Linked DNA regions of Mus musculus: regions 1 and 2 are each linked to region 3. A link is a loop called in an ENCODE intact Hi-C map of the cell type or tissue named here. Cell type or tissue: heart. All regions are shown on one strand.

Region 1 (8,000 bases), 100 kb before region 3:
TTAGACTTCCTTTGGGGTGGGTATGTTCAGGAGCCACAAGAAGTGAAGGCATGTTTGTTTGCTTGATACAGGGTCTCTCTATGTATTCTTGGTGGTCCTGGAATTCACTATGTGACCAGGTTGACTTGAACTTACAGAGATTCACCTGCCTCTGCCTCCTGAGTGCTGGGACTAAAGGTGTGTGCCACCATGCTGGGTTGAAGTGTTGTTTATGAAAAGTGACTAAATCTATTACTTATTATGTGCATATCTAGTGCAAGAGGGATCCCTCTGGCACTGTGTGAAGGTGGCAAGTATGAGGAATTGGTGTAGGGTGTAGTAAGCCACCTGGTGCTGAGAACTAGACCCTGATCCTCTGTGAGAAAAGCGAACCATCTCTCCAGCCCTCCCATCCCCCCACAGGGTGGTCTTACTGGGCCGTATTGCTCTTGCTCCTGTGAGAAGACGAGGCCCACAGAATGATACAGCCCAGGGGGCGCCATACATGAAAGCATCACGTAAACCCACAAACTATTATCTTACTGCATCAGAAGTTCAGACTACGAAACCAGCAGTGCCAACCAAGGGGCAGGCAGGACAGTGCTTCTCTGTGAAGCTCTGACGGAGGTTGTTTTCCTAGCTATCCAGCTCCCAGACGTGGCTTATGTGCTTCAGCTTGGAGCCACATCACTGTGACCCATTTCCTTTTTCCTATTTCATTCTCGCACTCTCTCTGAACTTCTTGTCTCTCTTTTATAGGAGTTCTTATAATTACAGGATCATCTCAAGTTCTAACTTCATCGTATCCATGAAGTACCTTTGAACTGAACATGACAAAGACTGCATTTAAGCTGTCATTACTCTGGCCACAGTCAAGGGTGTTAGTGGCGTATATTTCTGGAAAAAAAATCTCACAGGAGTAGGTACAGCCTTCGAGATCTCCCCAACCACAGTGAAGTCCCCTCGTTTCCCCAGCTTTAGACATGGACTGTCTATGTGGATGGGAAATTAAGATTATGATTTCCTAAGGTCTACTTGGATTGGGATAAGAGCTGACTTCAGAGACACTCAGCCCGTATTCCTCAGTGCTGAGATGGAGAACCATCTCCTTGATTCCTTTCCCCTCAAAAGGAGATACTTCCAGTGCAGCAGCCAGTATTCAGCCACAAACATGCTCTTGGGTAGAGAATTCTAAGAAAGGCAGACACATATCATAAACCCTGCCCAGGAAGGACCATGGGCCTGGTCCACTTTGGCATAAACCAAGGTTATATGTGTGGATACTGCTGGCATAACAGTTATGAGTTGCCTTGTTAGGCCTAAAAATAGCCACTACCAGTGTCAACTTTCAAATAATTACCTACTCCGTCTCAGCTTCCCCAAGGCCTCATAACCACAGCAAGGCACACACACACACATGCTTCCTACCCCTCTAAAAGAAACACCTGGAAAGGCTGGAGCCAAGAGGAAATTCAAGAGCCCTGGCAAATCCTGAAGCCACACCCACTCCCTGCTCTGGCTGCCATGCTCTCTGCTGAGCTCCCTGCAGGATTCACAAGGGGTCCAGACTGAAAGCTGCAGCTGCATCTCCCCACACTAGGAGTGACGGTTGTCTGCTAGACAAAGGACAGGGCTTTGACAGGAGTGGATGCTAGAGCCCCAAGCCATTAAGTGCACGACAGACAGCAAAGAACACAGGACCATGGCGAGGGTGATACTGACTAGAAGGCTTATTTATGAAAACATATTGACAGTCAGACACACACACACACACACACACACACACACACACACACACACACACACACACACAGAGAGAGAGAGAGAGAGAGAGAGAGAGAGAGAGAGAGAGACAGCATTGCCTATTGAACCAGCCCTAATGATCTGAAGCCAGAGGGTAATATCAAAGGGTGACCTTATTGTGGTAGCTGGACACAGGACAAAACCACACTTAAAAGAGATCAAGGTCAACAGTTCTGAGAGTAAGGAAATCTCACCAATGAAAAGATAAGGAAAGGTTCCACCTGGCAAAAGGCAGGTGATCCCTTTGTGAGGCTCAGCAGAGTGGCAAAAAGGAGCACTTACTATTCAAAGTTGCTCCCTGTTTTTGCAGGGACCTAACAAAATGGAATCATTTCTCCATCAGTCTGAATCTCCTTACCAATACTTAATTTCTCCCAGTTAAGAGGAACTGTAGTATTATGTACCACAGTGGAAAGAAAACTTGATGATCAGGAATGCTTAAAACACCCTAGCTCTTCTACTTCACAGCTGCACCTGGACTTCCACAGAGACAACCACTGTGTCTGCTAGTTCAGAAGGTCGATGAGGGAAGAATTCATGGATGTTAAAGTTACCCCAGAAATACCTGAGGGGCAAAACCATATTAAGAAGTGGCTGGGGAGTCCCAGAGTCAGGCTACTTGACGCCAGGTAGCAAATGCTCATTGTGGGCACAAACCAGGAGCAAAAGGGCATCAATAAAGACATCAGTGGGGAAATACCTTGGAGAGGGAGTTTGAACTGGGGTAACGGGGCAGTGAGAATGTTCCAGAATGTGAGACACAGAGGCAGTGAAGCTACACATACTTCCTCACTTGCAGGAAACCATCTCATCGCAATGGGCATCCACTCAGAATCCTCCTTTCCAGACACACTGGGAAACACCGAATCTTCTATCCTGGACAGGTGCACAAGACTTTCTACAGAGCAACCTGACTCTTAGCAACTGACAACCACAGAGGTGCACACACACACACACACACACACACACACACACACACACACACACACACCAGAAAATTAAAGTATCTGACTTCTATGTAGGAAGTACTCACACATAAAGCTCTCTGTGAAGTCTCCCTGTTGAGGTGGACTCAGGAAGTTATCAGTGCAAAACAAAACTGCCTAGCTCAAGGTCCTTATGAGCTTTATGGGTCATTGGGTTCTGTTATAGAAAACAAGCCACCCATCTCTGGTATTGTGTAGTCAGGCAGCCTGAGAAGACATGACTAGGGAGAAGAGTAGTCCTCTCGCCAGAGGTCAGCTGAGCTTGCGGGGAGGGCTAACTGCCCTGACCTACAGAGGGGCACTGTTAAATTAGACTGACAGTATGAAGAAGGGGAGGTCAGGGTCCCACCTGCTGATCTGGCAGCTCTCAAATACAATGCTCTGCTATCAGCCTCTTTGACCATACTTTTCTCAGGCATATCTCTCTGCTTCTTCCAGCTCATGGGATGTGGGATCCATGACACACAGATAAAGCATGCACTGCCAAGACAGCTTCCAAAAATAGTGCAGCTTCATACTTGTGAACTATAAACAGCAGCTTGTAAGCAGGAGTTCCCACTCCATGAGAGAGCTACTTCAGTTTGCAAACCAGTAGTTGCCACTGCCAGAGTCCACTTACTGTCCTCAAGGTAGGCAAGGCATGTGTCCCACTGAAAGTATTCAGAAATTTCAGCCCTTCAAGGAAAAGCAGTGAGAACATGCTCTGTCTCACTAACAGACAACGGCATAGCTATCCTTGCAGTTGGCCCAGGGAGAGAGGTGGAGCTAGGCGAACATTCACCCCCCACCCCAAAGAAGTATGTGACTGCTCTGATGAGCAGATCCAAGACCCCAGACGGCACAGATCCACCCAGACTTGCTGTGGTCTCTGGCACTAAACACTGTCATAATGAAGCTGGAGGGTGTGGAGGCGGGAAGCCCGTCTGAATAAACCACTTTGCCTGTGTTCTGTGCACCACGTGCTTTTATGAATCTTGTCTAGGATATTTTATTTCTATCACTTCATATCTGAGAAAAACACATCCTTTATGAGAACGTTAAGGGAATGGACAGATGTGAACACACAGTCCAATTTACTAATGAGAAAGATTATCCTTTATGGCCGCCTTCACTCAGCCTGCACATGCGGCTACTGGAGGGCGTGTCCTTCCTTGGCTTCCAAATTCAGAAGATCGTATGGAAAACTGCATTGCTGGATCTAGACAGCCTGTGTTCAGGTCTTACTGCTCCCTCTTAACCCCCCCCTTGCTTTCCTGTTAGCTTGATCATCTGCTTCCTTTCTCTCCTGCTTTGCTGAGGTGAGCTTGGTGGATTTTTTCCTAGGCCTCTTCTTGGGAAACCTCTTCACTCCTGAACATTTGCCACCCTGACAGTCTTTTCTTGTCTTATGTGCATAGGATTCCTTCACCAGCTACAGTGTTTTTAAATTTGCATTTACTCATTTGTGTGTATGTGTGTGACCATACGTGCTCATGTGCATGCCATGGCAAACATTTGATTTGGAAGTCAGAGGACAACTTGTGGGAGACTGCTCTCCACCACATAGGTCCAAAGTATTGAACTCAGGCCGTCAGGCTTAGCAGCAGTAAGTGCCTTTACTTGTTGAGCCATGATAGTTTTGATTATAATTTTTAATCTTGAAAAATTTGTAGAACTCTGAATGGAAGTGTTTTCCTCTTTGAATCATTATTGTATTCTCAACGAACAAAAAGACATGGTTTACCAATAAAATATATTATGTTTGAAAAATAACAAGTTAACATATTGGCAATGGACTAACAACTCCTTCAGGAGATGAAAAGAAAAGGCAATAAAATTTTCATGTATAAATCAACAGACATTGGAATAGACACCAATGTCCACATGTGTCTAGTGTCCAGATGTGTTCAGATGTGTACAGTACCTTTTTTGATTCCAAAATTCTGACTTGGTTCTTGCCTTACTCTAATCTCAAGACAAAGGAAATAGGAGTGTAGTTTTAACTGTCTCCTTACAAGCCAAATATGTACTTTCCTAAAATCGTAATTTTGTTTTTTCCCTCGAGACAGGGTTTTTCTGTGTACCAGCCCTGACTATGTTAGAGCCCCCTCTGTAGATCAGGCTGGCCTCGAACTCACAGAAATCTGCCTGCCTATGCCTTCTGAGTACTGGGATTAAAGGCATGAGGCACCACCACCCTGCTAAAATCTTGTCTTTCAATGTAAATTTTGTTTGAATGGTCAAGAGAATTTTATTTGGATAAATGCTTTCCCTCTGGGTTTTCTTCCTTTTAATTTGCTAGAACCACAAAAAGCAGCAAATGTAAATAATATAAAATATATTTAGAATGATAATAGAGAACAACTTCAGTTGAGCTCTTCAGGATGCAGAGTGTAATAAGTACTAAGGAATGACTCTCATAGTGGCAATTTATCTGTAGCCTTTAATGTTGCTACCGGGGCAAAGAACTAAAGATCATCCCAGTTTTATTTCTATTTTAATAGTGGTGCTAAATAAATATCCGAAATGCAGACTCACCCATTAAGGTACAAGCCATATATTTCCCATATCTGTGTCCATTAAGTTTATGCTGAACTGTCTCTCCTGCTTATGCCAATACTTGTACAAAGCCAGCACACCCTTGAAAGTCTATTTGTAAAAAATGCAGAACGAACTAAATTCTGTGTTGTACCATCAAAGCTGACTCTCCCAGCATCTGTCCTCGTCTTTCTCTTGCGTGTTGTTTAATTTAGATCCTCCCTCCTGACTTTTTGTCAGACCATTTCAGACTTCTCATAGGTCACAAATTCTGGCTCATGATTACAGTACACTTTCCTTGGCTTTTTCAATTCCTAAATCTCATGTTCAGTCCTTGGTAGAGATTTGCATTTCCCACCTTTTAGTTGTACAAGATAAAGACAAAGCCTAATTTAAGACAGTTTTGTTTGCTCCTTAGTTTGCTTTTTGGAGTTTCCCACTGATTGTTTTTCTGCTTGTCACCACCTGGCTTTATAACAAAATCCAAATGTACAGACGTGTTATTTATGTTAGCAATGAGCGTGGGAGTTGGTTTGTTTAGTGGAGGAAATAGAGAAGAAGTGGAGGAGACGAAGCGCTCCAGTCTGCTGTGTTTCAGTTAGGACAGGTTCCCTAAAAATTGAACATTTTACTCCTTAGCTGCTCAAAATCTAAAGTGCATCTTCTTTATGATGAGGGGTGACTTGATGAGGGTAGAACTTCCACGGACCTCTTCTGCAATTCTCAAAGCAAAGCCTGCAGAGACCAAAGAAGGGCCGAGGGTTCTGATGAAACTGACAGAAGGAGGCGTCATCTCTCCAGCTAAATTCCTAGGCACTTTGTGGATCATCTCCATATAGTGTGTGCTTCTGAAATTCTTCAAACAAGGGAAACAACTGGCAAGAAGTGAAAATGCCTCCGACCAAATTCATCAGTACACACAAAATAAGGTATGAGTGTACACAGTAGGAAGAGGGCTCTGATAATGACGTGTTTGTTGTTAAAAATATGGTTTTAAGGGCAGAGAATTAAATTCTAAGAATGACGTTAATAACTTAAATCTCTCCTGATTTTATAAAATAATATTTATGAATGCTTTTGCCAAAGAGGATTTTAAGCAGTGTGGAATGCAGCTTTGTGCACCTTTCTGGTGTTAAATTTACTCATTCCATACAACATTTGTGTGTGCGTGTGTGTGCATGTGTGTGTATGTGTGTTTCTATCTGTTTTATATTTATAATAATGACCAGCAGAGCAACTAAAACTTGTTCCTAGCTTGAGTTCCCATTTTAGGTTGGGGAATACAATATCTTGGTCCCAATTAACTTCATTACAGACAATATGGTAGTCAAAGCAGAATACTTACTGAGATAGAATTTTGAGCCTCAGAAATGGTTCTCAACCAGGGTTTCCTTTGTGCCCTTCCCCCACCCCACCCTCCCACCTCCACCTCTGTCAGTGTAGGAGCGTATGCACAACTTGTTCATGATGAAGTGCTCACCAGATCAGGTTATCTGATTCCTATCTTAGCTCCATCAACACTCTCCCATCCTAAGAACAGATCTATGATGTCAACCCTTATCCATCTGCTGTCCTTACCTCCTTCCTCTTCTCAGTCTCAAGCTGTGCCACACTAAACCATTAAGAGCCTGGGTGAAAACCATGTGGTTATATAAACACTCACTATTTCTGTCTTATGAAAACACTTCCTCGTGAGTTATTCAATATGCTTCTCACATCAGAGGATGTATGTCCTTCTTGGGATGGCACTGAAAATGTTCCTATTTAATCTACCCCCCCAGCCCCTGCCATGATAAATTGCTAAACTTTTCATATAGGGTGGCTGTAGATCCCCAGGAAATAGGAATTAAATTTCAACAAGGTGCAAAACTATTAAGCAAGGTAGAGGCAGCTGTAATGTGGTAGGGTAAACTGAGGGAAGTCTAGGAGGAAGTTGGGCTCCTGTTTCAGCCCTGTCACCCAGAGTTCCCCACCCTCATGGATCCACCATCTTCTCAATAGCAAAAGTCAGCTTCAGTGATCTCAACAGAGTTTTCTTAGTTGTAATGTTAGAGGAAACATTACTTGCAGTAGTCACAACATACTTGGTGTCCTGCTGCACTGGGTAGTCTGACCTATGCACCAAGAGTCCGTCTCCAAAATGCAAGAGCTGGGACAAAGCTCAGTGGTAGAGCACTTGCCTAGGTAGCACAGACTCAGCACTGGAAGCAATGCCTACCACTGCCAGGAAGACCAATGAGTTGAAAGGATGAATCAAGAGTCAGATCTGTCATCACCACACTAAAGCCACTGTAACTCAGAGATGGCAGAACTTGTTTCTACACAAAATTACTTACTACGCAATGTTCCAACTCTGAGAGTTGTTAAGGACTGGATTTTGAAAAGGAAGGCAAAGACAGGCTATGGGACTATTTATAAGAGGCAAACGCACAGTATATTATCATCTTACATGGTGCCATCCTTCAGGAAGACATGGGTACACGGTGCAAATCTCTTAGGAGAGGTGAAAGGGGAGAGCAGAGCCCACCCATGGCCACATTTAATCCATCCTGTAGTGGATTGCTCTGATGCTGCTTGTATTCTAATGCTAAATACTGGTTCCTCAAGATGCAGTTGCTCCTGAAGAGCAGATCCTCACATACTCAAATGATGCCATGTGAACCCTCTTCCCAATTTAGCTGGTCAACAAAAGGCTAGAGCCTGTGATTCAGCAGT
Region 2 (8,000 bases), 190 kb before region 3:
TTGCAAATCCACAGGCAACTGCAGAAGACATGGCTCGTCTCATGAGAGCTGCCATGACTGCGGGGATCAGCTGTTGCCAGGAGGAAAGAATGCACATCCAGATTGCCAAGGTCAGAATTCAGGTTCATTTGCAAACCCTGCGGTATTTAAATGTTGGCTCTCATCAGAGCTGCAGTAAGAGAATTTGGATAAGCAAAACCATACATGCACGTGTGTGAGTGTGCATATATGTGGACATTTGGTGTGGTTTGTGTGCACATTTTTTTCTTGTTTTTTTTCCCCTTTTCTTGGATATTTTCTTTATTTACATGTCAAATGTTATCCCCTTTCCAGGTCTCCCCTCTGGAAACCCTCTATCCCATCCTCTTTTCCCCTGCCTCTATGATAGTTCTCCCCCTCCCACCCACCCACTCCTGCCTTCCTGCCCTGGCATTCCCATACTGGGGCATCGCATCCCCTCAGACCCAAGGGTGGCTCCTCCCACTGATGTCCAATAAGGCCACCCTCTGCCACATATGCAGCCGAAATCAAGGGTCCCTCCATGTGTACTCTTTGGTTGGTGGTCCAGTCCCCGGGAGCTCTGGGGGGTCTGACGGGGGTGGGGTAATGGTGGTCTGGCTGGCTGACACTGTTGCTCCCCACATGTAGCTGCAAACCCCTTCAGCTCCTTTAGTCCCTTCTCCAACTACTCCATTTGGGACCAGTCCAATGGTTGGCTGAGAGCATACGCCTCTGTATTTGTCAGGCTCTGGCAGAGCCTCTCAGGAGACAGCCATATCAAGGCTCATGTCAGCATCACTTCCTGGCATCTGAAATAGCTTCCAGGTTTGGCAACTATATATGGTATGGATCTCTAGGTGGGGCCGTCTCTGGATGGCCATTTGTACATGTGTGCATCAGTGTGTGCAAGGGCATATATAGACATAGGGCATTGGGATTGACTTTCACTTTGAATACTGGTGTATACTCTAAGGGAAGCTTTTGGAGTATGGAAGTCTGTCTCTACTCATCCCAACAGTCCCAGACATGGCTAGACTAGAGAGCAGGTATTCCAACTGATGAAATCACACGTGGGCCCTGCATAGATATGGGGAGGAGAGTTTGGTTAAATCATTAGAGCGCGATCTATTTTCTTTTCTCTAGAAGTGTTTCTTGCAATTCTTTCATCCCAAAGGGAGGCATAAATTTTAGTAAGGACCACCAATGAATTAGATATTTTTAGAGGTTGTTTTGTTTCTTCTATGTGTCTGTGTGAACTTGTTTGCTCTAAATTTGGAGATGTATATCAATGGGAGTTTTTAACTTTTTTTTTTTTAATTACAGCAAAGAACAAAACCTGGCAGATTTGAACTGCCTGGTGAATCCATAAATCAGCTGTCCTAGGTTAGTGTGCTCAAATAACCACCTGAGGTTACAGGTTGAACGCCTATCTATTAAATATGTCTGAACATCATTCTGCCCCAAATATGAAATGCAAGACATCTGCATTTTTCTCAGTGCTTGCATAATGCCATAGGTGGAGACTTCCACATCTGACAATCCATAAGCAGGCACACTGAACACATTGGACTAGGCTCTGTGGGAGCACAACATATAAAAACCATGAAGGTATTTCATGGTTAGATATGGGTCCGTTTCCAAAGATACCATTTTATGTATATGCAAACAGTCTTCCAAAATCTGAATTAAAAAAAATGGAAATCCACAACATGTGGCTCCCAAGCCTTTCAGATCTGGGCTACTCAAGTCACGCAGAGAGAGCTCTGCATGGAGCAGGCCTTTGGATAACCTAGGAACTGACTCTAATGGGTTGCTGATTGATTGGTGGGCTGAGCAATGATAACTCTGATGACCTGAGAGGTTTCACTGCAGGTGATGCTACGAGGAAGGCGGTATTTTAAATGACCTCATGCTCTTAAGGACTGTAGTTAATGTCTCCGTAGTTGTTCATGATCAATTAGTGAAAAGATAAGCCACTATAAGCATGCCTGCTGGTCTCTCTAGAGCAAATACAATTCTGAGAAGGACGGGGTGATATCAGTTCTCAATGCTACAAGCAAAAGGTTTAGAATCTAGCTTAACAGCTATTAGGCCTTGGGGAAACATGAATAGTCTATCAAGAAATTTCAGGGATGGGGGAGATGGCTCAGTGAGTGCTTGATATGTAATCATAAGGACCTGACCTTTAACCCCACATAAAAACCTGGGTGTGGCCCTGCTCCTGCCTCTAACCCCAGGTCTTCGAGAGGTGGGGACAGGAGGATGACTGGTGCTTGGTGGCTCCCAGCCTACCTCCAGGCTCAGTGAGAGACCCTTTATCAAGGGAAGAAGTCAAGTCAAAGATTGATAGAGTAGGACATCTGGCATCCTCCATATCCACACACATGTGTGCATGCACCACACACACAAACACATGCATGCACACACATGCACATGGACACACACCCCATGGACACACATGTGCACACACGTGCAAACAACAACAAAAACATCAAAAGATGTGAAGTTAACACAATGGCAAATTTCTCCCTTGGTGGGCCATCTTTACATCCTGTATTAATTTCTGGAGTAATATAAAGCATTAAGAATCACCCTGACAATCCAAAACAAGACCAAAGAGCTTCATGAAGTAGGTGCTGAGCATTTGGTCTCATGACATTTCTAAGGTTCTTGCGGAAATTAATGTGCAGTTAGGAGCCTTTCTCCAGGGCAACTCCCCTGCTGCTGCCTCTGCTCCTTCACCTCTCCCCACCGCTCTTACTCCCATCTCTACTGTGTAGTATGCACCACGTCAATGACTATAAATAATAAATCACCAGTCCATTTTCACAAGGCATTAGTCATCCTCCTCCTTGCTTATGACTTAGGACTAGTTTATCATTGTATACCTCTGTCTCATGAGAAACAGGGTCACAGTGTCATTGCATAGGAATTATAGGGATATGTGCTCCAGCTTGAGTGCCCCTGGAAGATATATTTAATTTTTGACTAGCAGGCAAAATAACATTGTATGTGCCATAATACAATCTCCCTCATTTTCAATTACTACTGTTGGTTACCTTAAATTCACTATATCGAGGTAGTGGTGGCACAAGCCTTTAATTTTAGCAGTTGAGAGCAGAGGCAAGAAGATCTCTATGAGTTCAAGGCCATCCTGGTCTATAGAGCAAGTTGCAGGACAGCCAGGGATACACAAAGAGAAATAATGCCTTAAAAACAAACAAAAAACAACAACAAATCTACTGTATCCATCCATCCATCCACCCACATATCACCCATCCATCAGTCATCTATATCTATCATCCATTCATTATCTACCTATTCTTCCACCCATCCATCTACCCATACATTCAATATGTACTCTTGAGATGGCAAGTGAGGATCAAAGTCCTTCTGAGATGTGGATGCTGCCTATAAACAGAGCTACAGGCCTGCAAATGTTCTCAGGGACCATCTGTTGGTGTAATTGCCCAGGAGAAAAGAGGGTACATGACTTGCCTAAGATCACAGCAATTACCAGAGACCAAACTAGGAATAAGGCTCAATTTCCTGCCTGGGGCTAACAGTCTTCCCTTGGTATCTGTTACCATAAGTAGCTCCTGGAGTGTCGCCATTTGTTGACTTTTCCCTCTGTAATTCTGTGACTTACTGGACCCCCAGCCTCTGAACTGTTAGAGCCGATCCTTACCTGATCGTCACTTCAACCAAAAGCCTCCTCAGCTGACGCTGCCTTTTTCTCACTCTCCAACTGACAGAACTTTGGCATGATTTGACAACTGAAGTGCAAACAGGAATGTGGTGTGTGTGTGTGTGTGTGTGTGTGTGTGTGTGTGTGTGTGTGTGTGTGGTGTGTGTGTGTGCATGCATGCCTGTTATAATGTGTATATCTGGTGCTGTTGGGACACCCAGGAGGCATGGACCTGCCTGTATGTTTTCCAGCCAGCCCCAACAGGGCTGCTGACTTCCTGCTCAGGGTAACAGTTTTGTAAAAGTACAACTCTGCTCCTTGGCCCTGTCCCCAGCTTGCTCTGGTAACAGCTGCTGAACCATGAGGCAGCATCATGAGGAATTAACCAAATTAGAGATGGTACTGTCTGTGAGAAGCTCAGAGCATCTGAGACAAAAGAAAAAAAAATCCCAGCAACAAAAGGGATTAATCTGTCTGTGCAATCTCTCCGGAGGACAGATTTCTTCTAGATGGATCTTGTGTAAGATCTAGGCACAGCACTTCAAGTGGCAATCTGCGGTTGAAATGAATTAATTTTCTCTCGGACTGTTTGTGAATCTGTGGATTGTTAATTTTCCCGGGCAGAGACAGCAGACACACAAGACTGGAAAATCCTGGGAGTCTGGCCCTGAGTAGACTTTCCGAGATTGGCAAGTGTTTTTCATTGAGGAGGAATGTTGTTGTGGAAAGCCCCGTGGATTGAGGACTGGGGGCCTCCATCTGGGTGCACTTGATGATTTAGGCATTTGCTGGCCGCAAGGCTCTCTGCTCTCCACCACAGCTGTGCCTCTGCTGAGACTGCCCCTGAGCTGGAGAGCTGAGGGCTGATGCTGCTCTAGGGACCTGACACATGGACACTTGGAGACTTGTCTGGAGCGGAGTCTCCAGCTGCAGACACTTCACTTTGTATAAAAGTACTCCACTGTGGCTTGCCGGTTTCCTGGAGAGGGGCTGGTCGTGGGGTCCCTCATCTGAGGCGAGCTGATTGATTCTTTTGTGTGCCACAGTGGAACATGCACACAAATTAAAGTGCTCGTCTTGGCCCCAGAAAATGTGTATCTTATGGACACAGAGGGAAATCAAGCCATGGGGTGATTTCTGTAGTGGAGGATAGCTACTCTGACATTTCTGGTTTTAGTGCCAGAGAGAAAGCGGCTAGAGCCACTCACACCGGCAACCCCGTTGTACAAGTGGCTTGCTTAATTTTCCGTGCCTTTACTTCTGAGCACATGAGTATATCTTATACTCACACAGAGCCTGAAAGGCTACTTTTCAAAAGCAGTGAAGTAGAGTTGCCTATCTGAACTATAATGTGATGGATGTTCATACCAGCACTCTCTAAGTGACTAGATGCCCAGAGTTCAAGGTCAGGCTCCCTGGGAAAGTCCGTATTACAACCCCGACTCTTGTGTTTATGTTCAATTGAGGTCAGAGCAGGCCTCGGGCCATTTCCAGTGATGATAATTACAAGTAGTTCATCAAGTGGTCATTAAAAAAAATCATGGGACTTCAAAAACAGAAGTGAATGTCACTAGGAACCAACAACAAAAAACAAAAAAAGACACTTTTCAGTGTGAAGAGTCTCTAGAGAGCTGTCTGTTGAGTTTTTCCCTGGATCAGAGACAGGGAGTCATTTCAGAGAGAAACATTTACTCCGAAAAAAGTCTGTGGAAGTTTTCTCTATAATTAGTTTGAGGCATGTGTCTCTGGAGGATCCAGGCTGGTCCCTGTGACAATAGCTAGAGCTCATGTGTTACAGCCACTTTAAATACTGCAGTTCCTATGGTCAGCAATAATTTCCCTCTTGTGAACGCAGTTTGGAAAGTATGAATGGCACACACGTGCTTGTGCACATAATACACATGGGGGGGCAGGCATGTGTGTAAGTCTATTCTCCATCTAATGACTGACTTTTTAAATGAGGAGACATCGGTTAAATATGCAGCCCACAGAGAGTATTAACACACCCAGGCATTTCTTTTGTGAGACTATTCCTGTCTTAGTTTCTCCCAAAAAGATGTTGGTAGCAAGGAAGCAGGAGAAAAGGGCTGGGGAGATACTTCAGTGGGTCAAACACTTGCTGTGTACAGTGAGGACCTGAGGTTGAGCCCATGTAAAAAGCTGGACTTGGTAGCTCACCTTTTTAATCCTGATGCTCCTACAGAAAGCTGGAGTTGGAGACATAGAACTCCTGAAGCTCACAGGACAGCTAGCCTGTCACACAAAGCAGCAGCTCACTGTGAGACCTGCCTCAAGGAATGTAAAGGGAGCCCACACACATCTGATGTCCGCACACTGTGGCATGTGTGCACCTGCATTGATACTCTGTCTCAGAGGAACTCCTGAAAGGACGAGAGGCCGCAAGAAACACTGGTTACCAACTGACTCTGGTGTGCACAGGATTCAGAGACCAACGCTAGAGAGCAATCAACACAGATTGATTGTGGGGTACAGGAGTTGGAATGGAAAGGGCACAGAAGGAAACAAAGTTTTTCTTTTAATTTGGCTTTGAGTCTCTTAATTGTCAAGTTAGGAAATAGTCCATGTTTGGGTCTGCTGGAATACTCACCCAGGGGCAGTGGTGGACTGGGGTGGTCTACTCAAGCCATACATTTTACTGGTCAGTAAAACAGAAATAAAAATACATCCTGAAGTTGTCACAGGTCCTGTGTGGACCAAGGTTGAAGGGAAGTTAGCAAAGGAAACCCATTTCACCTTATACTTTAGTTGGCTAAGTTCTGTTAGTCTCCGCACCCACTCACACATATTGCTTCTCCAAGGCCTGAAAGGCATCACTTCTGGTCAGGCCAAGTGCTTTTCAGACTGTGCTGGGCATCTGAGATCGCACACTTCTGCCTGTCTCTGTCCTTCTCCCCCTGGACTGGCTGAGGCGGGCTGCAGCAGGCTGGCAAGTGGATCACAGTCCTTAGGCAGCCTTCTGAAGCTCAGCATTATCACAGGCCTTTGGAGTGCTTCAAAGGGGAAGGAAGGAAGGAAGCAGACTGTGGAGTCAACAACCCTTTGAAAATTAAAGGGAAGGTTTCAGAATTTCCTGGGGCGATGCCAACCGGAGCGCGAGGGATTTGGGAAGGTACAGTCGTCTCCCTCAGCGCCATTCTCTAGCTCCTCTCCGGAGTCCCCAAACACATGGGGATGACTGTTTAGCTGTGTTTCCCTTTGTTCCTAGGACACCTTTTCCCTCAGTGAAAGCAAACCCAACATCGGCAACCAGCGCTTGGGAGCAAGAGGCAAAGGTTTTGGCACGATCAGGCCTGCAGGTAGAGTGTAGCAAGGGACATCTGAACTCCCACCCACAGGACTTAAAAATGAGGTCAAAGGAGAAAGAACGTGGTGTGGACTGCTGTGGCAAGATGACAACAACTAGGCCATCAGGAGCACTGAGAACAGATAACGGAGACTCCCCTTCCCCAGTTGCAAGCCAGGCACTTCATGACTTTGTAAATGCTTTGTTTACTTTCTCCCCCTTTTCTGGGAGCTGAAGATGATCCTTTGATGACATCTTTGGTGGCAATCTGCGTACATTTTCCCGCTAGGTCCTGGCGGGACCTAGCACAGCCATCAGCTCTGTTTGCCTAGGGGAAGGGAGGTAGGAATGACAGTGCCGATGCAGCTGAGCGAAGTGTGGAACTTCTAGGATGCTTGAAGAGGCAAGAGGTGAATAACTATACTACATGGGAAGTGAGCCAGCCAGGGTGCATTCCCTGACTCCACCCTATATATCATCTGACTGTATGTAAGGAGCCAGTGGCTTGTTTTGAATTCCAGATACACCTGTCACTAGAGTATGAACACTGGTCAATTCCATCCATCTCTCAGGATCTCTACATTTGAATCAATGAAAGAAAGATAATATTTACCTCACAAGACTGCTGGGAACAACTGTATGAAATAGGCTTCAAAGAGTGCTGGCTGGGGCCTGTTGCTATGGATTTGTTAGCTGCTACTAGCTCTTTATTTTCTGCAATTCTCTGGCTTGTGCAGATGTAAGGACAGAGAGTTTAGTTTGATACCAAGGTCTCCATTTGACTGTTTGTTTGAGCCTTACAGCAGTATCGTCCCATCTGCTTGCTTTTGCTTGTTGTTCCAGGGATTGAACTTGGAGCCACACCCATGGCCCTCTACACTGAACCCCAAGCATGAAGCACTGAGTCCAAAGTGTCAGACAGCATCACGGAGCTGGTGAAAACAGCAATCAGCATGCGTTCAGCAGCGGGGTTATGGTTGCTCACTTACTGATTTATTTGAAGAGGGC
Region 3 (8,000 bases):
GAGGAACGGAGGGAGGGAGGGAGGAAAGGAGGGAGGGAGGGAGGAAGAGAGGGAGGAAGCAGTTATGGAAGATTTTCAAAACCATGGATTCAGAAAAAGAAGAAACTGAAAGAAGGCACACAGGAGAGAGAGGGATGAAGAGAAAGGGCGATAGGGAGGGGGAAGAGAGAGGGGGAACAGAAAAGGGGTGGGAAGCTGGGCAGTGGTGGCGTATGCCTTTAATCCCAGCACTCAGGAGGCAGAGGCAGGCAGATTTCTGAGTTTGAGGCCAGCCTGGTCTACAGAGTGAGTTCCAGGACAGCCAGGGCTACACAGAGAAACCCTGTCTCTAAACAAAACAAAACAAAACAAAACAAAACAAAAAAAAAGAAGAAAAAAGAAAGGAAAAAGAAAAGGGATGGGAGAGAGGGGAGAGAGAGGGAGTGGTAGAAGAGAGGGGAGAGAGAGAGAGAGAGAGAGAGAGAGAGAGAGAGAGAGAGAGAGAGAGAGAGAGAGAGAGAAAGAAGAGAGAAGGATGGAAGAAATAATTTATTTAGTTGAATTTGTTTCTGTCTGGTAATTAGGGCTCTATCACAGCAGATGATAAACACTATATGTAGGCTCCAAAATTCTAAACCCAAGCCTTCTCTCCCCCAAGCTGTTGTCTCCTCAAATCAGGGCATTGATGGAGAAGTATGGCAAATATTAGCTTTTGATTTTCCTCTAAACTCAGGGACTGGATTAAAAAGGCCACAACCATGTCCCCTGGTGCCCTGCAATCTGAGCTCACTAAATAACCATATTCCATCAACATCTAGCCTGTATATGGTTTCCTAAGTGAATTCCCAGGTCTGACTCATATTTAATGAGGAGAAAGTTGAGCCTTCAGGCCCTAGAAGAAAGTGTAGGACATTGATTGACAGTGAAACTCATATGCTCACCTTGGTCACACGAATCACAGTCCTGTAGAAGTCTCCCCCTCTGACTAATGTGGGAATGTGTCCAAGGCATAACAGGGAGATCAAAAATAACAGCAGACACAACTTTTATTTTATTTTGGCATGGAGAAATATTACATTAACTTTTAGACTATCACCAACCCTTTCCTTCTTAGTATGCCTTAAGCATCCTTTGTGTAGAAAATCAAATTATAGTTTTCTTCAAGACTGGTGAGCCATTAATTGATCCAGTGTGTCTGCTGTTCTGAAAGCGGTTTCTTAGACAGGGACAAACGATAACTATTGTGCTGTGCACAGAGAAGCTCAGCTTAAGATTCCACGCTCACACACAGAAAAACATTTATGGAACCCTTAAATTTCACTATGGAACCTTGGTGTTTACAGATCCCAGAATAACTCCTGCATGCCCTGCTTCCCACTCCCTGAATCTATATTTTCCATATTAAATGTTAATTGAAAGATGCCTTACATGACTTGGATACTCTTCCATAGTGCAAATATCCTTGGAGATCAAGTTTAAGCAGGGGCCCTATGACTCAAGGTCAGAGTGCAGGTCTCTCCCTGGGAGAGTGATTGTGCTCAAGGAAATACAGCAAATGTCTCTAACGTGCAGGGTCAGAAGTTTTCTAAGAAGGTAACGGTTTCTCCTCATGAAAACCATGCTGTTTTCTGGCTCATTTTTCATTTTGCCTCCCAACCTGTTTTCCAGAAAGTTAACAAATGCCCTTGACTACAACAGCTGGTGTTGGTTACTCTGGGCAAACTAATTGTATATTTCACGAATAGATGCTATGAACTCTTGAAAGAGAGATCTGTCTCTATAGAAAATATGTCTGCACGTACAGCCAATCTGCATGTTCCATCCCAGTTCTTTGCTTATTAGAAGCTTGGGCTTTAATTGCAACAATTGTTCTGATTGGATGACTCTGCCCAGAACGACACTCCAGTCATTTCTCCCACATCCTGCTTGCAGGAAATGCTGTGAGGGAAAAAAGGACCCACCTCTCAGGTGCCTCTGCATGAGCTTGCGCTCAAAGAAGGCAGTTTCCTATAACCAGTGGCCTGTGCTAATAAATATGAATAACATAGTCTTGTTGCTTCTGTTACTTCTCTCACGAAAACACTGTTTATAGACTGTGTTGAATTGGGGCAATCATGCTTATTTTTAGTCTGGCCCCTGTGGTCACTGACAAAGGTCTTTCTTGAGTGCATCTCGAAACCAGATGCAGGCAGAAGACAACACAGCAGTAGAAAGTAATTCTAACGTTGTGGCTATTCTTGGCTTGTTGGGCATTGCAATGTTTCACCCATGCTCCCCGTCAGTCCATCTCTCTAGATGACAACCTGGCAGAGCTTTGAATATTATTTACTTATGGTCCCAGCAAGGGGAAGGGCTCCTGAGAAGGGCTGAAACCTGACTTGGGAGAGCAGTTTGCCGATGGTCAGCTGCAGACAGGTAAGTTGACCTGCCTCTTGATACACAAACACTTGCACCAGGTATGTATATCTGATACACACAACGAAGCGCAGAGACAAGTTATTAGAACTTCCGGTTCCAAACAGGTGCTGAAACGGGTCACTAACAAGAACAATATCTCAGCCCTGTTTCCCAAATCTCACTTTCCAAATTCTCCTGGGAGAAGACACTCCACAGCTTGAACCCTCTCCCGAACCAGACTCTCCGATACTCCCCCAACATACTGAAACCTCTCATGCTTGTAACCTGTCCCCCAAGCGACGCACAACAAAACTTAATAGGTTCATACATAAGAGACTGGTCTCTGGTGCTGCACGGACTTCTCAGCCAGAGGTGCCCCGGAGGCGGTGCTAGATCTCCCTAGACGCTTCTCGGGCTCCCCTCCCCCACGTCCGCCAGGCACCCCCCGGGTTGCTCACCTGCGTGGGGCATGGTGATGGTCTCGTTTGTGTTGGAGCCCACGTTAAAGATGACCACAGCGGAGGCGTTCTGCAGGAACGCGTTCCGGATCTTATCCCTGTACGTGCAGTTGCCCTTGGGGATGAGGGCTATCCAGTGCTTGCCGTGGGCCGGCGCGGCGAACTTGGTGTTGGGGTCGCAAGCCAGGCGGTCTTGGGCCGAGCTGGCCATGACCACCTCGCCGCGCGCGTCCTGCTTGGGCGAGTGCTCCCCGTATCGCCCGCACTCGCTCTTCTCCGTGTGCAGCTCCGCGCCGCCACCGCTGCCCGCCACCGCGGCCCCGGGCTCGGGCTCCAAATAGGTGATGTTCACGAAGGCGGTGTACCATTCCTCCTTCTCCGCCACGGTGAAGTCCAGGCAGAGCAGATGCACGAAACAAAAGGAAAGCAGCCATGTTGAGAGAGCCAGACTGCGGCACGCTTGGATGAGAGACATTGTCATCTCTCTCCTCCGGGGTCCCCTCCCCGCCCCCTGCGCCCTCCCCCCGCTCCGTCCCTCCTTTCCCTGCCCCGGCCAACCCCGGGCAGCCACTCTGGTTCTCCTGTCGCTGCGACTCACTCCCTGGCCGGCGGAGCTCCGGCTGGGACGCGCAGACGCTGCGGAGACCGGATCCGGGACGAGCGGGAGAAACCCGCCCTGTCCCCTCTCAGCCGAAGCGCGGCGCTGGCATCGGGCTTCCCGGGTGATCGCGGCGCGGTCGCGGAGCGGGCGCCGCGCACTTGCGGGGGAGTCCGGCTGCCAGGCGTCCTGTTCCTTTGCCCCGTGTCGCCTTCTCTCATAGAGGTGGCGGGGTCCTCGGGTTTGGAAGGGGTGGCGGCTCTGCTTGTCGCGGCCGAGCGGGGCGGGGGTGGGGTGCTGGAGATCCTCGGTGCTGGGACTATCGGTCCCGCTGCAGACGCGGAGGTCGCTCCTGTTATGCGTGGGTTCCCATGGGCAGTAGGCGCTGCGCTTCTGGCCAGACTAGGTGGCTACGCCCGGGACACTCACTTGCCGAGGGAGGGGGAGGTACGGGGCAGATGGGATGGGGGAGAGCGTGAGGAGAGGGATACAGCGTTTTGTGTGTGTCTGTATTTGTGTGTGTGTGTGTGTGTGTGTGTGTGTGTGTGTGTGTGTGTGTGTGTGTGTGTGTGTGTGTGATGTGCGCGTGCAAGGAGGAGCTTAGTATGATGTCAAAGCTCCTGGGCTCCCCTTGCAACGCTCACTCTGTCTCTCTTCCTGGGCGTCAGCGACCTCTGCTGGGCCTCAAATTCAGGCTTCGACAGTTGCGGGCAAAAGGTAAAAAGGACCTTCAGGCCTTTGAATTGGGAACAATTAATTGAGGGAGTCTTAAATACAGCAAAGTGTAGGAACCTCTCTGGAACAGCATTTCCGTTTGCTGGAAGATGTGCAGAGAGTTCTCTGGTATTTATCCCAGCACTGATTGGTCATGAGGCCCCTCCCCCCCGCCCCCCCAGACCTGAATATTTAGGACAGTGGCTGTCAGAATTCCAGTTTTAAACCAGGACTGATCAGCATGAATTCAGGAGAATTTCACATTTATTAAGTCAGGGGTGGGGTCCTTGGTGATGCACACTCTGCTGGTCTAAGGACCAGTCTGTGGTGTGGGTAAAAGTGACTTCTTTTCCTCTGCTCTGGAAGCCAGCTCATGGCATGGCGTTAGTTTTCTTAGAAAATGGACCTCTCCTCATACTTTAAGATTGAGACATTTTGCCTCCATTCCCACTCTAATAGCCCTGCCTTAGAGGATTCACAGCGTCAGTAGGTGGTATGTGTGTGTGTGTGTGTGTGTGTGTGTGTGTGTGTGTGTGTTCGTTACCATTTTAAGCTGTGTTTTCCAGTTGTGACAGAGATTAAAAGAAACCAGTGGAGAACAGTTTCCTAGAGTCGTGTTCTAATAGCAGAATTCTTTAACAATTAGATATCTGGTTGGTTGTTACACTTCCTCATTAATGGTTTCTGTAGTTTCAGAAACCAGTAATATAAAATGTCTACTTATTTATACATACACAAATATGGTAGTGCTTAATGATTTACATTATATCTTCCACCTGGTTCTCTTTCCTGTGCCTCTCGAGAAGCACTGAGAAGCCCAGCAGTTTTTGTCACAATATACACATCCTAGGTCTGGACATCACAAAACAGAAGATGGATTCTGGATATATCCTATGTCTAAATATAATCCTCAAAGGACGAAGGACTTGAATGATTATTAGGGGACCAGTTGTTGGTAATAGGAAGGAGTTGTAGGTACAATAGATCAGACAGGTTGGTGTTTGATGTGTTCAGAAGCCATAGTGAGCTCATCAGGGGTGGAGAGAGATGAGCGATGGAAAGAATGAGATGGGATTAATGGTGGGAAGATTCTAAGTGGCCTTGCAGTTTAATCTGGGTGAGAGGAAGATTCCTGGGAGATGTCTGGACAGAAAAATGTGGTGTTATATGAGAACATCAAAGTTTTATTCTGACAGTACTGGAGGAAGGATAGAAGCAAGGAGGGCACTTAAGGAGCTGCAAAAATAATCTGGGGGGAAAGCCAAGAGAAACGCATGCTGAGGAAATGGCAGAGCATGCTAAGGAGTGACTGGCTCATGGGGGGCTCTGGAGGTGGAGTGGAGTGACTGGCTCGTGGGGGGCTCTGGAGGTGGAGTGGAGTGACTGGCTCGTGGGGGCTCTGGAGGTGGGGTAGGCACTGTTCTCTGATGCTTTGGTGAGGGTGGTAAGGAAAATACAGAAGTCAGGAAGCAACTGGTGTAGAGAATCTCTTAGATGCATCACCTGTCAATAAATAAAGGCTTATGGCCAATGAGCTGAGGCAGGAAGTGGAAAGTGGGACATTGGCAGGAAGAGAGAGGATTCTGGAAAACAGGGAGAGAATAAAGAGAGATTCCAGAGAGATGCTAAGAAAGAAGATAAGGAAGAAGCAGCCTGGGACTGAAGGAGAGGTAACTAATCATGAGGAAAACAGAATAGTGTGAATGGATTAAATAAGTTATGAGCTAGTTAGGGAGTGAGTCATGGCTTATGGCCTAGGCATTTATTAGCAAATAATTAGTCTCAGAATTGTCATTCAAGTAGCAGGGTACAGGAAAGGAAAAAAAAACCCAACAGATTCACTTATTTACAAACTAGAGTTGTCATTTTGTAAGATGACCAAGATTGCAAGGGGCACTTTGGGTTTAAGAATCAACCGCTTTAGATGTATTCGGTTTTAGGTCACCAGAGTCACCAAGATGGCAGTTTGGTGCAGCTTGCCACATTATTAGGTTATGGAAGATTAGATCAGAGCATGTGAAGAATTTTTGTTATTGTCACACTAATAAGATTGCCAAATTGTGTTTTTAAGGTTGGCTTCATGAAGCACCAAAGTAAAGGGGGCTCTTTAAGAAATTCTTAAAAATAGTAACAGTGATGAGTCCCAACAGGAGGACTCTCTACCAGTCCAAGTTTCTGGAGGACTCCTTGGTGGAGGTAGCAGATTTTCAGGAGGTTTGGGTCTGAGTCAGAAGCAAAGAGCAGCCACACTGAGGAGTGGAGGGTACTCGGTTCTCTGAGCACCAGCCAAGTGGATTTTCTGTAGACACTCTCCACCTTGGCAACCATACTGAGTCTCACCACCATTGTATCCAACATGCTCAAAGAGACTCTGACCTTAGACATTTTACAAAGTGAGTTATGTCATTTACAAATACAATTTACTATGGCTTTACGTACATACCTTAATAATTTAATAGAGGTCATATGTATAGAAGTTTCGACGTCTGGGTTTCTTTTGTCTTACTTCAAAAAAATTTATCTTGATCGATCAGTCCCACCTAACAACATTGATGATCATTCATTAGCATGTATCTTTTATTATAATAAACTCTTAGATAACTTGATCTGCCTGAAAACAAAAGAAATCTTTCAAAACATATTCAGTGAGGCTATGGAAGGGGAAAAAGCCATCCAATACCACAGAGCATTGTTGGGATACCGAAAACATAATACTTGCCTAAAGCAAAACCTTTGAAAGTCAGACCATCCTAAGTTGCCCTCTCAGGGGATGGTCACCTCTCTCTTTTATGCGGCTGTGCTCTTCTGGATGCTCAGAGGACTTTGATATGATCAAAGATTTTACTATCAGATGTAGTAATCCAAATGAATGCTGAATGTTGGTTTGTCAGATCTAAAAACATACATATCAGAATAACACAGTGAGAATAATAATTCTAGGTTTAGATAGAAAAAAAAACAGGAGTGTTCAAGTTAGATTGATTCCATTTCACACATTTAGTGATGATAATCTCAGAAGAACCAGCTGGGTTTCCTACTAGTACTTCGGGTCCAAGCATCTGCCACAGTGCCTGGCTTAGAGTAGGCGTTTGTAAGTATTAAGTGTTACATACTAACAAGGAGCTGAGGTTTCTGAGGACTGGACCATAAGACAGGTGCTATTCTAAGCTCATATATAGACTGCCTTGCTTGGTGCTTAGTTCCTCACTCCAGCTTTACAGCAGCATTAACTAAAAGAAGTAGAGTAGCTTCCCTGAGGTAAAAAGCCTGGCATACCTGGGAGAAGGACTTTCTCTCCAGAACTCGGCTGGGGCTATGGTTTTAAGGACAATGCAATTGCTCCATAGGCTCTTGTCTCTGATATTTCCCAGTTTCTTAATTTTACTCTGATTTATAACTTCACTTCCTTTGCCTCTGCCTAATTCTCTGTTCTTGTTTTCAGGCCATCAGGCCTACCTCATTTTCTCTCTTAGGGAAAATGATGGCTTTCCTAGGTGTCTTGCCACCAAGGGTGGGCTGCTTTGCTGCTCTGAGACCATGTATTCTGCAGATGGGAGTGTAAGAATGCTCACAGTCCAGCAATTTCTCTGATTCCTGATACAAGCACATTGGATACAAATGGAAGGCCCCAGAAGCATTCTTTTGAGCATAACACTATACTAATACTATCTATGTCTTCCTCCTTTGTGTTTTTATCAAATTCTCAAATTTCAGAACAGTAGACCCGCTAAAATAGCTATTTTGTTTCACTACTCTGGCTTATCAATTGACCTCTTTCTGTTACAGCCCTTGATAAACTGTTGAGGTTTCATCTGGGCTTCTTTGCTCTTACCGGAAACTTTCCAAACAACTTC

What was found. Hi-C counts contacts between places; a loop is a spot of excess contacts. Peaks named below come from ENCODE experiments on the same cell type or tissue, not always from the same donor. Only the 100,000 strongest peaks of a DNase experiment are listed, where the experiment ranks them.
Region 1: a loop joins it to region 3, with 5 times the contacts of the local background. A loop is called at or near these places in 10 of 42 quality-filtered maps.
Region 2: a loop joins it to region 3, with 7 times the contacts of the local background. A loop is called at or near these places in 5 of 42 quality-filtered maps.

Annotation. Positions count from the first base shown.
Region 1 is chr8:82,963,627-82,971,626 of GRCm38, reverse strand. The region is part of intron 1 of Rnf150 (ring finger protein 150); the gene reads right to left. Among named protein-coding and RNA genes, the nearest start is that of Rnf150, 100 kb to the right of the region's middle. In heart, no CTCF peak of the experiment used is centred here; a DNase peak (open chromatin) is centred at 3,256; H3K27ac peaks cover 2,405 bases.
Region 2 is chr8:83,045,823-83,053,822 of GRCm38, reverse strand. All of the region lies in intron 6 of Rnf150 (ring finger protein 150), which reads right to left. Among named protein-coding and RNA genes, the nearest start is that of Tbc1d9, 120 kb to the left of the region's middle. In heart, no CTCF peak of the experiment used is centred here; DNase peaks (open chromatin) are centred at 3,992, 4,502 and 6,702.
Region 3 is chr8:82,859,325-82,867,324 of GRCm38, reverse strand. Rnf150 (ring finger protein 150) reads right to left here and starts at 3,969. Exons shown (of 7, transcript NM_177378.4): 1 at 2,835-3,969. The coding sequence starts at 3,315. In heart, a CTCF peak has its summit at 4,140 (motif pointing left); DNase peaks (open chromatin) are centred at 2,824, 3,614, 3,724 and 4,074; H3K4me3 peaks cover 2,353 bases; H3K27ac peaks cover 1,383 bases; H3K27me3 peaks cover 354 bases.